Regions from separate parts of the Homo sapiens genome. Here region 2 is linked to region 1. Evidence: chromatin contacts called from ENCODE Hi-C or POLR2A ChIA-PET data. All regions are on one chromosome and are shown on one strand. The core of a region is the stretch at or near the end of the contact, and the rest is flanking DNA. Distances in the headings are between cores, read along the strand shown.

What was found. A loop is a pair of places that touch in the nucleus more often than their neighbours do. ChIA-PET counts read pairs that join two places held with the same protein, here RNA polymerase II (POLR2A). Pooled maps may share reads with other maps.
Region 2: a loop to region 1 is called in a map of naive thymus-derived CD4-positive, alpha-beta T cell, with 4 times the contacts of the local background. The contact joins two enhancer-like sites. A Hi-C loop is called at or near these places in 5 of 168 maps with a recorded cell type or tissue (GM23248, Right ventricle myocardium inferior, left cardiac atrium and 2 more), 7 of 37 single-sample maps with no recorded cell type and 8 of 50 pooled maps. POLR2A ChIA-PET finds 5 or more read pairs at or near these places in 5 of 52 experiments (BJ, WTC11, activated CD4-positive, alpha-beta T cell and 2 more).

What each region holds. Positions count from the first base shown.
Region 1 is chr1:212,186,760-212,189,790 of GRCh38, forward strand. No RefSeq gene overlaps it. Among named protein-coding and RNA genes, the nearest start is that of LINC02608, 97 kb to the right of the region's middle. RefSeq lists enhancers at 1-142, 93-142, 193-252. Within about 2 kb of position 1,437, at least 3 of the 41 ENCODE cell types and tissues checked have a DNase peak (open chromatin) inside an H3K27ac peak, as active enhancers do.
Region 2 is chr1:212,224,062-212,227,092 of GRCh38, forward strand. It overlaps LINC02608 (long intergenic non-protein coding RNA 2608), which reads right to left. Exons shown (of 4, transcript NR_125984.1): 4 at 1,217-1,452. Among named protein-coding and RNA genes, the nearest start is that of LINC02608, 59 kb to the right of the region's middle. Within about 2 kb of position 1,535, at least 4 of the 41 ENCODE cell types and tissues checked have a DNase peak (open chromatin) inside an H3K27ac peak, as active enhancers do.

The DNA.
Region 1 (3,031 bases), core at 187-2,686:
GAAGAAGGAAGTATTCTCTGGAGACCAACTCTCCTGTTTCAGTTTCGTCCCTGGGGCTAGTCCTGCTGAGTCCTGTAAGGTAGTAGTGTGGTGGTTCTTAATCTTTTTTTTTTCTTTTCGTGTTGGAGGCACATCTTTGACTATTAGAATTTGGTGTAGCAGATTTGAAAAAATATGTATTGTAAAACTGAAAATGATACCAAAGTAAGCAGTAATTTCACCTGCAGTCATTGCCAAAATATTAAGTTCTCACAGCATTTACAGCACTCATAGAGGCAGCACCAGTTTTCGGTCCTTCTATAATACATCACCATCTAGAAACGGCCTGTTTATAGACCCCTAAAGCCATCTCTTACATACTCTAGAGACAAAGTTCTCATGTGTTCCAGTCAACACAGGAGTTTTTTTGTTGATTTGTTTAGGGTGGGGGTGGTGGGTGCTGGCTCCATGTCATATTATTTCCTCCTCTATCTAGAAGAAAGTTTACGTCGCTCTCTGTACCCATAATGTGAACCCCTTGAGTCAGCAGTGAGTATTCTGACATACACTGAATCCTCAGTTGTAGCAAAAAGTGATTTTTTTTTTTTGAGATGAAGTCCCACTCTTGTCACCCAGGCTGGAGTGCAGTGGCACAATCTCAGCTCACTGCAACCTCCGCCTCCCGGGTTCAAGTGATTCTCCTGCTTCAACCTCCCAGGTAGCTGGGATTACAGGTGGCCTGCCACCATGCCCAGCTAATTTTTGTATTTTTAGTAGAGATGGGGAGACGGGGTTTCACCGTGTTGGCCAGGCTGGTCTCAAACTCCTGACCTCAGATGATCTACCCGCCTCAGCCTCCCAAAGTGCTAAGATTACAGGCGTGAGCCACTGCTCCCGGCCCTCAAAAGGTGATCTTTAGTATTTTTAGTAGAGACAGGGTTTAACCGTGTTAGCCAGGATGGTCTCGATCTCCTGACCTTGTGATCTGCCCATCTCGGCCTTCCAAAGTGTTGGAATTACAGGTGTGAGCCACTGCACCCAGCCGCATTGGCCAATATTTGACAGTGCCCTGTGAAAGGATTGGCAGGAGAAGAAAATAAATAGGAAACAGTTTTCCAGCCACAAGAAATTCAACTCAATTCAATCAAGGCTGACTAAACACCTGCTGCATCTAAGTCCTTGAGCCAGGGTGGGCTTCTGTCCCTAGCAGAGGCTCTTCAGCCTGGAGGCGCACCGCTGGGCTGGGGCAGGACCAGTTAAAAGTGAGGAAACCATACATGTACGTCAGAGATATGTTTTCTCTCTTTTCCCTTTGGGAAGATGTTCTTGGGAGTTCTTTGCCAGGAAGTTGGTCACTTCCTGCCCAAATGATGAGGTTTCCAAAAGGTATAAATAGATTCACTTGCCACATGGAATTGGCTGAAGATGCCTCCACATGCCAGAAGGAAGCCTTGGGAGGGTTCTTTCCAGTATCAGGGAGCTCAGAGACAGGAGGCAGCAGCTGCCAGAGAAGCAGCACCAGCACCAGCCGGGCCCAGTGGGCTTCAGGGCTGAGGGCAAAAGGGCCTGGAAAAGTAACAAGTCTGTTGCGGAAAGTGCCGGGACTAACGTGCTGTGAGTACGGTGAAGCATATGAGAGAAAAGAGCATAGTAAATGATGAATAAGTATAAGAAATGCGGCCGGGCGCAGTGACTCACACCTATAGGCCCAGCACTTTGGGAGGCCGAGTCGGGCAGATCATCTGAGGTCAGGAGTTCGAGACCAGCCTGGCCAACATGGTGGAACTCTGTCTCTACGAAAAATGCAAAAATTAGCTGGGCATGGTGGCGCACACCTATAATCCCAGCTACTCTGGAGGCTGAGGATGGAGAATTGCTTGAACATGGGAGGTGGAGGTTCCAGTGAGCTGAGATCATGCCACTGCACGCCAGCTGAGGCAACAGAGTGAGACTTCGTCTCAAAAAAAAAAAAAGTAAGAAATGCGTTTGTAAGGATCTGCAGAAGGAAAAAAGAAGACTACTAGAAATGTCAGTACCTGCTCAGTGAGTCATGCAGGGTGAACCACATACAGGAAGGGGTCAGAGGGTGCAAGAAGGGGAAGAACATGATAACTTATAGGGCCAAAGGCTGTGAGACTCACCTGGTTGTGCTAAAGAATTCTCCATGTAGGCATTGGTGTTACATTCAAATTTGTGTTGCACATATATTGTTTTTGTGTAACTTTAAGTGCGTACTAAGTTCTATTGGTACTTTATCCATGGGAGTAATTAAATTATCAAACACATCCTTTTTTGCTAATGGTATTGCTCTGCCAAGGTAAAAAGGACCCCTGCCTTGGGCCTTTGCTTTAGACCTTAATTATTCAAAGTGTGGCCCTTGTACCAGCAGCATCAACAGCACCTGGAAGCTTGGGAGAAATGCAGAATATCAGGCCCTACCCCATACCTACTTAATAAGATCCCAGGTGATTCACATGTGCATTAAAGTCAGAGAACTGTGCTTCCTCCAGCTGTGTCTCTCCTCACTGCAGGCACGGTCCTCAGGGCCAAGGAGACGTGGCCATCCAGCACCCCTTCCCTTCTAGATCATGCTCCAGGTAGCTGGGACACCAGAATACTCTGGACATTGGCCCTCTCTGACCCTGCCCCCAGAGTTTTTGTGGCCCATCCCCTCAGGGATGGCCTCATTGCCACCATGAGATCTCTGGGCCTGAGAGGTGGCCTCGGGGCAGCTGTTGGCAGGACATGTGGACAGAGGTTGGACCACATTCTGGAGTATCCACAGGCTTGCATATGAGGTCCCTTGGACAGAGCCAGAAGCAGGAAAGGAAGCAGAGGAAGGAAGTCATCGTGTCCTGTGCCACCACATTTCAGGGCAGGACTCCAAGTAATTCAAGAATCTACATTTGAAATTGTTCTTCCAGGTCATTCTAAAAGTATATTTGTTGGCTGGGTGCGTTGGTTCACACCTGTAATCCTATCACTCTGGGAAGCCAAGGTGGGCAGACCACCTGAAGTCAGGACTTCAAGAACAGCCTGGCCAACATTGTGA
Region 2 (3,031 bases), core at 285-2,784, 37 kb after region 1:
AATACATTGTTCTGTGGTAGCAGAACTCTTTCCTATGGAGTGTTGAGGATGACTTGGAAAAAGCAGAATTTGGCCTTGCTGGTTGGGGGACTTAGATTATGAAGCACCTACTGGGTGCCAGGCACTGGGCTAAGAACTGGGAACACAAAGATGAGCACTTCATGGGCTCTGTCCCCAAGAGAGTGCTCACAGACTAGTGTGGGTGGCAGATCTGTGAACAGAGAACAGAGCAGAGCCCTGAAAAGAGGAGTGATACCTGTGTGGCTGGGGAGGTGAGCAGGGTGTGTGTGGAGAGAGAGAGACACGCAGAGAGAGAGAGAGACAGAGAGAGAGAAAGAAAGAAACTTCTGGAGGGGCTTCACTGAGGAGGTGGCATTTGGGTTATGTTTTCTCTGTGGATTTGGAGGAAGAGCATTTTAGACAAGCGGACAGTGAGTGCAAAGGCACAGGCAGACGCCACACAAGAAAGACAGGCATGCATTCAGAGGAGTCCGTGTGATTGGGAGAAAGGCTGCACACACCGTGTGGTAGCAGACAGTCTGGGAAAACCGGGCAGGAGAAAGGTCATTAGGGCCCGGGTGCCAAATAAAGTGTGCATTTCTTTTTATTTTTCTTTCTTTCTTTTTTTTTTTTTTTTTTTTGAGACAGAGTCTCTCTCTGTCACCCAGGCTGGAGTGCAATGGCACGATCTCAGCTCACTGCAACCTCCGCCACCCAGGTCCAAGCAATTCTCCTGCCTCAGCCTCCCAAGTAGCTGGGATTACAAGTGTGTGCCACCATGCCTGGCTAATTTTTGTACTTTTAGTAGGCACAGGGTTTCACCATGTTGGCCAGGCTGGTCTTCAACTCCTGACTTCAGGTGATCCACCCGCCTTGGCCTCCCAAAGTGCTAGGATTACAGGCATGAACCTCCACATCCGGCCAAAGTGTGCATTTCTATCTTTGGGGAGATCGAGAGCCGGCCACTATTTTTGAGCAGGAGAGGAGTGGGTTCATGTTTACCTTTCAGAAAGATCCCCCACTGGGAGAAGGGGGTCTTATTGCTCCAAGAAGCCAGAGAAAGGGAGACCAGTTGTGGGGTGGGTGGGTTGGTTGGGGGTGGAGGCTTTTAGGCAAGGACATGGCAGCAACTGCCAGGATGCCCACAGCTGGGTGGCATGCAAGATGGACTGAAGGCAGGAGTACTATTTGAGGCAAAGGAGACCTTTAGAGAAAATGCCCTGTCAAAGCCATTTATTTTAACAAATACTCTTCCATTGCTCTGTTTTTATTCCCTTCAGATGCATCTTTCCTTCTGGGATTGTGAAAATGGATGTCATTTCTGTAGCTTTCTGAAGTTTCGGTGAAGTTTCCTTTTCCTCTCAGTGGATTCTGTGTAGCAGGAAGCATGAGTTGATTTCAGCTTTTTGTCTTCTGAGACCTACTTCAGAGTGTGTTGCTGCTGGTCCGAGGCTGAAAGGAAGGTCTGTGATGTCATAGGCTGTGATTTTTCTAGAAATGTGTACTGAGATCAGCTGGCACAATTGTGTTTTAAAAACAAAAACATCTCAGGGGCAGTCCCCACATTCTGCATAACGGGACCCTTCACCCCACTGCCTAGATGGTTAATCCCGACAACTCAGAACACCCCACTAACCAAGGTGTTAATGACGTAACTCTCTCCTCACAGGAAAAGCTGCTCTGTAAGAAAAGGGCACTGAAGGAAGTGGCTTTTGTTCTAATGCCGAATTCCGGGGAGGCTGGTGCTTGAAATGTTTACCTCCTCCTGACTTTTTACATGATTTCTCCAGTTCTTGCATTTTATACACCAAAAGCAAAATACAGCTTGACCCTGGACTATTACATGGTGGCTCCGCCAGGCTGGCTGTGGAACTCAGGCTCTGCCATGCAATGGTTGGTTAGTCAGGAGACTGGAGCAGAGAGCAAATAAGGTCGAGGTCATGGTTGAAATTCCTATAGAGGCCAATTGGCTGGGCACATCCTGCCCTCCACTCTCTCTGGCCCTGTTGTACAGGGGACTGAGTAAGAGGGTATAGCTGGCTCAATGCAGCCCAGCACCGCTCTCTTAAATCGCATTGCACATCCTGAATGGCCAGTAAATAATACAGACTTCAGGCACAATGAGACCTTGCTTAAGCAACCCTCTAGAAGAAAGCACCATTATACCTTTCAGCTGTGGTTTTTTTCAGCCTTCATTAGTGATGTGGAACAGCATTGACTGCAGTAACTTTTCTACTAAGCAGAAACATTTGTCTGCTGCTCCAGTCAAAAATACCTGCTTTACAGCTTTAATTCGTCCCACAGAACTGCAGGTCCATAAGGTGAGGCCGTTTCCCTTCCCCACTTCCTCTCTCCATGCCCTTTCCTCACTCACTGATGGCCTCTTCTCCTCTGGTAGCCCCCGAAGCCTTTTTTTCTCCCTATCAGAGCAAGAAAGGCTCTTAGGATGGTTGTTTGCACGCCCAAGTTGACAGACTGCCCTTCATGGCAATGATTCCTGTTACTATTACTTCACCCAGACATTGAATGTCAGGGTTTTTTCTAGAAGGCTGTCAGTAGAAGTTGGCAGTTAAGAGTGGGTAGTTTAGAACCAGATCAAAGCCAGGCTGGGATCTGGCCCTGACAGTTACTATCTGCGTGCCTTGGGATAAGAACTTAACCTTGCCAAGCCTCGGTTTTCCTCTCTGTAAAGAAAAGCTCATACTGAAATTATTGCATGCCAGCTCTCAGCATTGCCTGTCACATGACAAATGTTAGTTATGATTATTTGTTAGCTAATTGACACACAGAAGGCTTTATTCTACTAAAGGCCTACAGCTAGCAAGTGGAGATAATTTTTTATTCAAATTTTTTATTATAAAAAATTTCAAATGCATAGAAAAGGTGAAATAATAGTACAGTTGACACTGAAATCCCTCTTCTAGATTCTACAGTTGTATACATTTTACCAAATATATGTTTTTTCCTAAACTATTTCAATGTAAGATACAGACATCATCCCTAAATACTTCAGCACACATCTCTTTAAAAT